2 separate regions of the Homo sapiens genome follow, and region 1 is linked to region 2. A link is an interaction called in ENCODE POLR2A ChIA-PET data of the cell type or tissue named here. Cell type or tissue: K562. All regions are shown on one strand. Links, peaks and the distances in the headings refer to the core of each region. The heading gives the core; the rest is flanking DNA. Region 1 overlaps SENP1 (SUMO specific peptidase 1). Region 2 holds the start of LINC02354 (long intergenic non-protein coding RNA 2354).

What was found. ChIA-PET counts read pairs that join two places held together with the same protein. Peaks named below come from ENCODE experiments on the same cell type or tissue, not always from the same donor. Only the 100,000 strongest peaks of a DNase experiment are listed, where the experiment ranks them.
Region 1: POLR2A ChIA-PET joins it to region 2 with 6 read pairs; 2 of 35 experiments call an interaction of 5 or more read pairs at or near these places.

What each region holds. Positions count from the first base shown.
Region 1 is chr12:48,050,084-48,055,461 of GRCh38, reverse strand. The region is part of intron 13 of SENP1 (SUMO specific peptidase 1); the gene reads left to right. It also overlaps the pseudogene RPL37P19. Among named protein-coding and RNA genes, the nearest start is that of COL2A1, 48 kb to the right of the region's middle. In K562, for the core only: no CTCF peak of the experiment used is centred there; no DNase peak of the experiment used is centred there.
Region 2 is chr12:47,826,896-47,832,273 of GRCh38, reverse strand. It overlaps LINC02354 (long intergenic non-protein coding RNA 2354), which reads right to left and starts at 3,117. Exons shown (of 3, transcript XR_007063292.1): 1 at 2,744-3,117. RefSeq lists enhancers at 193-242, 3,979-4,158. In K562, for the core only: no CTCF peak of the experiment used is centred there; DNase peaks (open chromatin) are centred at 2,446, 2,883 and 3,173; H3K4me3 peaks cover 706 bases.

The DNA.
Region 1 (5,378 bases), core at 214-5,213, 220 kb before region 2:
CTGACTGATGCCTGGGGGACCAAGCCCATAATTGTGGAGCTGGAGCCGCACTGTGTCCCTTGCTTCAGTCTGATCTTTGGGGAGCCTGCACAGTTCTGACCTCAGTTAAGAGCTAAGGGAAGAGATTTGGGAATGTTTGGCCCTGTGTAACAGCAAAAGGATTCATTGGTGAGGGTGTCTGGCAGGTATCCGTAAAGATAATAAGATGAAGGGAACATCGCCGTTTGGAAAGTGTCGTGATATGATACACAAGTTGTGCTGCCTCTGTGGCTCTAAGGCATACCACCTTCAGAAGTCAACCTGTGGCAAATGTGGCTCCCCTGCCAAGCGCAAGAGAAAGTGTAACTGGACTGCCACGGCTAAAAGAAAATACCACGGCGACTGGTTGAATGAAGCACCTAAACATTGTATACTGCAGATTTAGGCATGGATTCTTTGCAGGAACAACACCTACACCCAAGAGGGCAGCAGTTGTGTCATCCAGTTCATCTTAAGAATTTCAATGATTAGTCACACAATAAATATTCCGGTTTTTAAAAATGTATATATTTTAAACATATATATGTTTATATGTATATGTTATATCTGTATTACATATATGTGAAAAGAGGCAGAGATTGTCAGATTGGATTAAAAAGCTGTCTGTAAGAAACTATTTATTATTTATTTTTGAGACGGAGTTTTGGTCTTGTTGCCCAGGCTGGAGTACAATGGCATGATCTTGGCTCACTGCAACCTCAGCCTCCCAGGTTCAAGCGATTCTCCTGCCCCAGCCCCCCGAGTAGCTGGGATTACAAGCACCTGCCACCACACCCAGCTAATTTGTCTATTTTTAGTAGAGATGGGGTTTCACCATGTTGGCCAGCCTGGTCTTGAACTCCTGACCTCAGGTGACCCACCTGCCTTGGCCTCCCAAAGTGCTGGGATTACAGATGTGAGCCACTGCGCCTGGCCAAGGAACCATTTTAAATGTAAAGACATAGGTTTACAAAAGTTAAGGGACAGAAAAAATATACCCTGCAAACATGACTCAAAAAAGTGACTTATTAACATTATACAAATTAGATTTCAGAACAAGGAATATTATCAGTAATAGAGACATTTCTTAATGATAAAGGGGTCAGTTCATCAAGAAGGCTTAGCAACCTAAATATGTACACACCTAATAACAGAACTTCGAAATACGTGAAGCATAATCTGATAGAACTGAAAGGAGAAATAGACAAATCTATTACTGTTGGAGGTTTCACTGCCTCTGAGTAATGGATAGAATAAGTAGAAAATCAGTAAGGATATAGAAGACTGGAACAGGTAGATCGATCCTATGCACCCAAATGTTTGTACACCAGGAACACTTCCTCTACTCAGCCCTCTATGCCCTATCCTACGTGAAGCAGGATAACTGGAGCATTTCCTGTCTCTCTATTATTTTCCCCCCAAGACCCTATTCTCCCTCTCATTCCTTGCTGTCAATTTACGTGGATGAATTGGAAAAATAGCAAGCTGACATGTCTCTTTTTTGGGGGATGGGTTCTACTCTATAAACCCATATTAGTTATTACCAGTTGTTTCCAATTGGAAAAGCATTGGACTGTTGGAATACAGTATTTCTAACTTCACCAGCTAGTGAAAGGCCAATGAGGAACAAACTCATAGGAAATATGGGGGACAGGACGATGGTGAAAGAGGAATTTAGAATCTACATAGCAGACTGTAATTACACTGAAACTACAGCTAACCAGGCAGACTAATTACCTACTTGGTAAGCTTCATCTCTGAAAAGAAAGAGATATCTCTCAGCTATTCAGCATCACAATAGCCTGGTGTGTAGAGAGCATATTCTTACTTGATTGGTGGCATAAAATAAGAAGCAAAACTTTATGGGGAAGTACTAAAGTCACCCGATTTTTATTGCAGAGTCAGAATCTGGAACCAGAGCACTTGCATTTTGATGAACATTCTTTTTTTTTTTTTTTTTTTTCCTGAGACAGGGTCTCACTCTGTAATCCAGGCTAGAGTGCAGTGGTGTGATCATAGCTCACTGCAGCCTCAAACTCCCGAGCTAAAGTGATCCTCCTGCCTCAGCCTCCCAAGGAGCTGGGACCACAGGAATGTGCCACCATGCCTGGCTTTTTTGTTGGTTTTTAGTTTTTAGAGAGAAAGTCTCACTATATTGCCCAGCCTGGTCTCGAATTCCTGGCCTCAAGTGATCCTACCACCTTAGCCTCCTAAAGTGCTAGGATTACAGGCAGGAGCCCACACCCAGCTTTGTCTAGCATTCTAACTTTCAGAATATATATTTTTGATGGGAACGGGGGGAATTGGTAGTGGTCATAGTTTGATAATTTTTCCAAGGAGTAGTTAAATCTGAGTGATGCTCAGTAAAGAGAGGAAACAACCTGCAAAACATTAAGTTCAACCAGACAAACCTAGCCTTAGGAATAGGTTTTCCTTAGAGAATAAAAGCTGATTGCATAAGAAGGAAAAAAACTAGGCAAAATGAAATAAATTAGTTAAGTGACTATGATGAATCCACCATTGCTGTACACTTACGTGTAGAATAAAACGATCAGAACTAAAGTTTTCTAACGTGACTCTTTGGCTTCCACATTATTATGGTTTATCTCTTTGAAGTGTTTCTAAATAGAACTAGCCCTGATTAACCAGGGATTTATGCAAGGTCACATGGAGAATAGTAGTTATTCTCCATAAATGACTCCATAAACATGTTGCTTGCCTGTCTTTCTCTAAAAGTTTAGCTTTAATTCTGATAATTTGTTCCTTGAATTGGCATGTAAGAAAAATTCTGTGTGCATGTTTGCAGTGAGGGAAACCTGCCTTCCTGGTTTCTATAATATTACTAGGTTAGCTCCTGTGAGTGAATGACCTGAACCATACTATTCAAATGCTGCTGTTAGTCTCTTGGACTTTGTGGTTGATAAGGGTAAATTTAATTTGAAAATCAGAATGGGGAGGTCAAGGTGAAAATCTAGAGAGGTAAAATTGGAAAAATGGCTTTTGTCCCCCCAAAAGTTGTCTTGATCTCTGCTCAGAAGTATTGTCATGCCCAGGCCTTTTAGAACATTTTTTCTCAAGCTAATTAGAAGAGTTCAAACTATAAGCATGAGAATGGCTAAAAATCAAGACTTTACTGGTAGTGAAATGTTTTATTTCTAAAAACATGAGAAAACAATAGTTTGGCTGGTTTACTGGGGAAGAAGGAAGATACAAATAGCATTGGTCGTTTATGTCATTGTGGTAATGTACAGGAAAAAGATTGAATCCTTAGTTTGAAAACATTGTAGGCTTTTCTCTGAAAGAAAAGCTTTTTTCAGCTTCAGCCTGGCAGCTCTTCAAATAAAATCTCAAAGGAACAAGGCACTATAAACAACCCACCCATCCCTAAACATGACTGCATAGACAAGTAGATGCTTATGGCCAAGGCTGCAAAGGCAGCAGGAAGGGTAGCTCCTTAAGCACCAAGAGCCACAGTGAGCAAATAGAGGCAAGTGTGGGTCCCAGAAAAGGTGACAGGTGGACTAATGTTGACAGTTAGTCCTCAGATTGTGGTATATTGGTGAGACAAATAGCAAGCACAGGACTCATCTACTTTTAGCTCATTTCAAAGGGAATTTAGGATCTGCTGGTGCTAAGAGAGTCTTGTTTGAGGAAAGGGCTGTTGCCAACTTGGCGTCGGGGACAGTTGTCTTCACAAAAGTCAAGCAAATGCTGTGACCATCACTGCTCCTCTTTCATCTTGAACACTGTGATCCCTTCTCTCATTTCTTTTTCCTTCATCTTCAGCCCTCCTCTGTGAGATGACATGTAGGACTTTTTTGTTCTCTCTTAGCTCATTTTTTTGGTTTAATTGTGTCTTGGCTGAACTATGGCAATTTTCCTCATTTGGATGGTGTAATAGCTAAAAAAATTGAGGAGAAAGACTTGAATCCAGATTCTGCCTTGGATGTCAGATTTACATTCTCAGCTAATGTGGGGAGCATTGAGGTCACCAAACTCCCTTCTACTGGGATCTAGGGGAAATGAAAAAGAACCCAGATCATTCCTTAGAGCTAATTAACTAGTTGACTTTGGAGGCCATTTTCCTCTCAGTTGAGAAACTTTGGTTGGGTGCAGCAATGGAAGAGGAATTCTCAAAGGGAACAGATACCATGGTGTCTGATGACTGGGGTTCTCTGTTCTTGTTCAGCTGTGTTGGTCTTTAGCTTTCTAGTGAACCCTCTGAAGGTGAAAAAACAAGCAAAACTCAGGCTGTGTAAGTCCAGCTAAGCTTCCTTGGTTTCTGGAACTCTTTCCTCTTGAAAAATAGAATAGTGATGTATAGCATGACACTCATTTATGTCATTCTTTTTTTTTTTTTTCACTTCAGACTTACGATTCCAGAGGTAATCTCTGATAGGCACCTAGGGGAGATGTATTTCCATGGCTGTCATGTGCTTCACCGTCCTTATCTCTCTGCCTGATTCCTTTCACCTCCTGCTTCAGTCCTTATTTCTTGTTGGAATATATAAGCTGTCTGCCCCTATGGAAGGTTTCGCTTACAGTAACTGGCAGATCATCTGCTTATGTCTTGGATTGAAGGGTTTACCCTATAACATGGCCAACATTATAAGATGGGTAGAAGGCCAGAGGAATCAGTGAATTCCTTCTTGCCAATTTTTCCTCATTAGAGAACATAGTTTACAGCCTAGAAATCTGTACTTGCTGGGAAGATCCTACTGCATTTATGGCTGCCTTCGGAAACCTAGAGGCAGTCTTTAGCACCATTATCCTGAGGGGCAGAGTTAGACTGAAAACTTATAGTTAAGAAATACCTGATTCTAATTGTGTCTTGATTAATTATTATCTGTAACAACTGATCTCCAGTTATCTATTGGGCATCACACTAGGCAGAGAATAAGCCACAACCTGAGTCCTTTGGGCTGACTGGGCCTGTTGCTCAGTCATCAGCTGCAGAGAAAACAGTGTCTTTCTTCAGTCCTAGCCTTCCCCTACCTCAGAGCTCTGCCTCATGGCGAGTGTGGTTTTCCCGCAGCTGCCTAGGCATCCTCATCTATAGGCCCTTTCTCTGGTCTAGACCGTGCTCCGGTGTGTTCCTGGCAGTGTTCCCCTGCTGCCTACCCAGTATGTCGTTGCTTACTGTTGGGCAGTAGCTCACTGTTCTGGCATCCTGGTGTGTAAATATTTGTCAAAGAACAGGGGCATTTTCCCATTCCCCAAAAAGCATTCTGAAAAATGTGCCTGTTTTCTTAGTCATATTTCCAAGCCGTGGATCAGTTAGCCCATTCATTCCTTGCAGTTGACAGACACTGGCCTGACCTCAGCTGGCCACATAAAGTAAGTATGCAGTAACTTCCGGC
Region 2 (5,378 bases), core at 182-5,181:
CCTGCCATGGCCTGCTCCTCAGCAGTAGTAGAGGAGACTATGGAGCTCCAGGAGCCTCCCATATATGGGAGGGAATCTGCAGTGAGCACCTGGCCATCACCCCTCACGGTGGGCTTTTTCCTATCAGGAGAATGCTGAGTTGATACCCACAGTGACCGCACCTGCCTTGCGGTCGGAGCTCAGTCTATTAAGTTGCCAGATAAATGCATTTGTGGCCTCTGGAAGGTTGTCAGGGCCCTTGCTATAGCTGAGACCCAAATCTCAGCTTCTGGTCAACCCTCATTCCCGCTCTCCGCAATGTTAAGACTCATTAAATGAGACCAAAACCATATATACCCATTCCACCCTACATAATCATTACCTATGACACATATTTCCTCTTCACCTTCTCCTCCATGCCTATATGTTTTTTAATACAGTTGCAATCATGGGGTATGTACCAATCTCTATTCTCTTGTGATGCTGTGTTGCATATAAACATCTTCCTAACAGCTTCATAGTTTTCTATTAAGTGGAAATATAGTATCATAATTTACCTCCACAATTTTCCAATCATAAGTGTTCAAATTGTCTCTAATTTTCTATATTATAGGCAGTGTGATGGGGGACATCATTAGGCACATACTCCGCTCCTCCTCCCCCAATTTTGACTATAGAAATCTAGTTTAGGATACACTGGGTGGGGTTATTGAGCCAAAGGGTAACAGCACATTATAGCTCTTACTATATATTGCCAAACTGATTTCAAAAGAGGTTACGCCATTACCGACAGCACACACACTTCACCGAGCTCTCGCTAATGTTTCAAAAAGGCACCTACCTTTGTCTCATTTTAATTGGCATTACTTTGAGGACGATCAGGTTGAACATACCCCTACCTCTGCTTGTGAGTTGTGTTTCCTCTGTACCAGGAGAGTCTGTTTCTGGGCTTTGAACTTTAGTCTCCACTGTTCTAGTGCTTCTTAACAGTTTGTGTGAGCTCTCTTTATAAGAATGATTTTAGGGCCGGGTGCGGTGGCTCATACCTGTAATCCCAGCACTTTGGGAGGCCGAGGCAGGCAGATTGCCTGAGGTCAGACCAGCCTGGCCAACATGGTGAAACCCTGTCTCTACTAAAAATATAGAAATTAGCCGGGCTTGGTGGCGGGTGCCTGTAGTCCCAGCTACTCGGGAGGCTGAGGCAGGAGAATCACTTGAACCTGGGAGTCGGAGGTTGCAGTGAGCCCTGATCATGCCATTGCACTCCAGCCTGGGCCACAGAGCAAGACTTCATCTCAAACAAAAACAAACAACAACAAAAAAATGATTTTAAAGCATTGTCAACTGCAACCGTGTGCGAGTCTCTCCTTCTTGATATTCTCTCCCACTTGGGATTCCGATGCACTTCCTCTTGCTTCATTGAAATCTGTGACTGCTCCCGGCCTGCTCCAGCTTCCACTCCTCGCCCATCTGAAGTCTTTGTTTTCTCAGGTTTCTGTATTTAGCCATCTTCCCTGCCCTCCCCTTCTCTCCTCTCTTCTCCCCTGCTCTTGTGGTGTCATTCATTCCTACAATTTCCTCTCTCACTGATGACCTCCAAATTCTTCCCTGAGCTCCAGATACCAACTGTCCACTCAACAACCCCCCTTGCTCATCCCACCAACACCTCAAACTCCACCTGTGCAAAGCTCCATTCTGCATTTTCCTCCAAATTTGCTTCTCCTCCCATATTCCTTAACTCAGCTACTCAAATACCTTTGGGTTTGGAGTCGCTTTTGGAAGAGGAAAGAGGAAGGTGGAGGCTAATGCGCCTGAAGAGGTAATCGGATTCTATCAACCTTCTGCTCAGAGAAGGAGCACTGGGAAGGGCAGGAGAAGGCCAGTTGTCAGGGAAGATGCTGCTCTATGCCTCAATTTCCTTGCCTGCCTGGACACTAAAACGGATCCAGGTCTAGAGATAGATGCTTGAAACCCAAAGGGAGTGGTCACCCTCCTAGAGCAAATTAACCCTTAACACTGGCCTCACCAGCTTTTTCCTTCACCTCTTGAGCCTCTTCCCCAATAAGAGACTGGAAGGGATGAAGAAGAGGTAAAGCTATAAGTCTAAACTTGTGCTGTCCATACAGTAGCCAGTGGCCACATGTGGCTACTAAGCACTTGAAATGTGGCCAGTCAGAATTGAAATGTGCTGTTAGTATAAAATATACACTGGCTTTCAAACACTTAGTATGGAAAAAAAATGTAAAAGATTTCATTAGTAATTTTTTATTTTGATTGCATACCAAAATAATGTTTTAGATTTACTATATTAGGTTACATAAATATACTACTAAAATGAATTTCACCTGTTTATTTTTCCTTTTTTTGATGTGGCTAATAGAAAATAAGTTACATATGTGGCTCACATTCCGTTTCTATTGGACAGCGCTTATCTAGACCCTCCCAGCAGGTGAAGTGTGGGGCTCCAGGCTCGGGAGACAAGGGCAGTACATGACAGACACAGGTGCAGGCCCTACTACAGGTGTGGGCCAGCCAGAGCTCCAACCAGATGTCTCCAGACAGACACTGAAGGACAGATTCTCAGTGGCCAGCCTCACTCAGGCGAAGCAAAGCCAGGCAACATTTCCTGGATAATTCCTTCAGTCTTTGACTTCATGAGGGTCTCTGGACTGAGGCTTAGCTCTCCTGAGCTTGTCCCTGTAGATGCCCCATTATTCTGGAAAAACACTCACCCAGGACCACCCAGACCTTTGGATCCCCTCACCTTGATAGTTCATTGGAAGATTTTTCTATCACTCCACCTGGGCCAGGTCCTGGATCTCTTTCCAGAAGCCCAGAGGTGTCCTTCCTCCTGTCTAGAGCCCTCCCTCCCACGCACTCTGTCTTAGGCTTAGCTCACCACAGGCTGGGAGGGGATGAGAGATGGAGGTGTGCTCAACTTGACCTCGAACTTCCATGTACACTACCTGGGTCACAGGCACATTTTGAGCTCCATTTCTAATGCCTATAGAAGGGAACAGGAGGGGACGAGGGGTGGCAGATATACTCCATTGGGCTGCCCTTCTCTGTCTCATTCTCCTTTTCCTGTGCCCCGGCTGCGCCATTTGAGGGCACTGAAGCTGGGGCCCAGTCTGCGTGGGTCTGCCCCTCCCTCTCCTTGCCTAGATGACTCCACCTCTCCCAGGTCCTGGCTGGGATCCGAAGGCCCCAGGCAAGTGGGGGAAGGGGAGCCACTCCCACTTTCCCAGAAGCTGCTGCTGCCTCTTCCTGTTTTGCTAAAACTCTGGCTCTGGACTCAAGCAAAGAGGGGGAAGTCACCAGCTCCTGCCCCCCGCCCCAAAAGGTCAACCTTGCCCCCCTGGTCCTCTTATTTATAGCCCCCACTACCCACCACCCCCCCACCCCCCGGCCCCAGGCCCTGGCTAAGGAGCTGGATGTCTCCTCCCTCAAATAGCAGCTGTGGCCATTGCCCCAGGGATACAGCCAGATGGGCAGATCACTCCAGATGTGCAGTGTTTCGGGAGGGGAGGCCAGGCCCTTTCTGCAGTCCCTGTGGTACTCCCCGCAGCCTGGTCCTGGTTCCCCTCAACTTCAAGACAACACTTGAGGATTTCAGGAGGATCAGGAAGGTTGCACCTATTTTCCCATTTCTGTAGCCTGGCCAAGCTACCCTGTATACCCTAGAAAGGTCAGCTTGGGCGATAGGCCCTACTGGATTCATTTGCATAAATCAGCTCAGTGCTCACTTTGAGACCTCAAATTATAGAGGAAAACAGGCTTAGGGAGACAGAAGAGACAGGACACTGTCTCTCTTCTATTACTGATGTGAGCATTGGAGCTCTGTCCCTAACAGCCCAATGTGTGCCAGGCACTGTAGTTAAGTACTTCATGTCCCAATCTCATCGGTCCTCGCAAAACCCTAATATAGCAGGCACTTCATACCCTAATCTGCAGATGGGAAACCAAGACTCCTCAAGGTTAAATAATATACGTAAGGTCAAGCAGTGGGGAAGCAACAAGCTCCAGCCCAAGCAGCTCGACACCAAATCCTTGCTCTTAACCACAGTACAACACCTCCTCACTCTGTCCATTCTTCTGGGTACTTTTAAATGATCTCTTTTTTTCTTTCTTTCGTTTTGAGGTGGAGTCTCACTCTGTCACCCGGGCTGGAATGCAGTAGCACGATCTCAGCTCACTGCAAACTCTGCCTTCTGGATTCAAGCAATTCTCCTGCCTCAGCCTCCGGAGTAGCTGAGATTACAGGTGCCTGCCACCACGCCTGGCTAATTTTTGTGTTTTTAGTAGAGACGGGGTTTTGCCATGTTGGCCGGGCTGGTCTTGAACTCCTGACCTCAGGTAATCTGCCCACTTCAGCCTCCCAAAATGCTGGGTTTACAGGTGTGAGCCACCACGCAGGCCTAAATGATCTCTTAAAAGCTCAGTGCAGGGGGCCAGGCATGGTGGCTCACACCTGTAATCCCAGCACTTTGGGAGGCCGAGACAGGTGGATCACCTGAGGTCAGGACTTCAAGACCAGCCTGGCTAACATGGTGAAACCCTGTTTCTACTAAAAATACAAAAAAATTAGCCAGGTGTGGTGGTGTGTGCCTGTAATCCCAGCTACTCGGGAGGCTGAGGCAGGAGAATCGCTTGAACCCGGAAGGCAGTAGTTGCAGTGAGCCGAGATTGCATCATTGCACTCCAGCTTGGGCAACAAGAGCCAAACTCTGTCTAAAAAAAAAAAAAAATGCTCAGTGCAGGGAACCCTGGAGCCCAGGACTCAGGGCCTGCCCAAGGGAGATGTCTGCACATTGTCTCTGCCTCCTCTGCCTTCCCACCCCTAGCCATTTAGACCAAGCTGGAGTGAGGGATCTGTTGAGGCAGAGATTTCTAGAATCACTGTTCTGGGTTTCCTCAGACCCCAAGCACAAAGGAGAGCAGGTGAGGGCAGAACTATTGCCCCAACCCACATTGATCCCAGGATCCATTAGGTGTCTCCCAGCTTGGAACTCTGGTGACTCTGAATCCTCCCTCTCCTTTGCAGCATATGTTATTCGAGTCCCTCATCCAACCGTTTTCTCCACTCCAGGTTCTGTTCTTAGATTGTATCCTGCTCCCCAGGAGGTGATGAATTCCTCACTGTGGCTTTTTTTTTTTTTTTTGCCTCTGTGCCTGAGAGTCTGACACGGTGCCTGGCAAAGAGTAGATGCTCAACAAATGTGTGTTGATGAAGAGGAGTATAATGGTGATCATCATGGGTGGAGTTTTTCAAGGTCTCAGCCAGGGCACCCTCGCTCACCTCCCAGCTTAGCCACCCTCAGCTCATTGCTCTCTTTCCTGCCTCTAGTCTCCTGACTCACAGGTGCATAATCCAAACTCACCCTAAAAGACACTCCTGG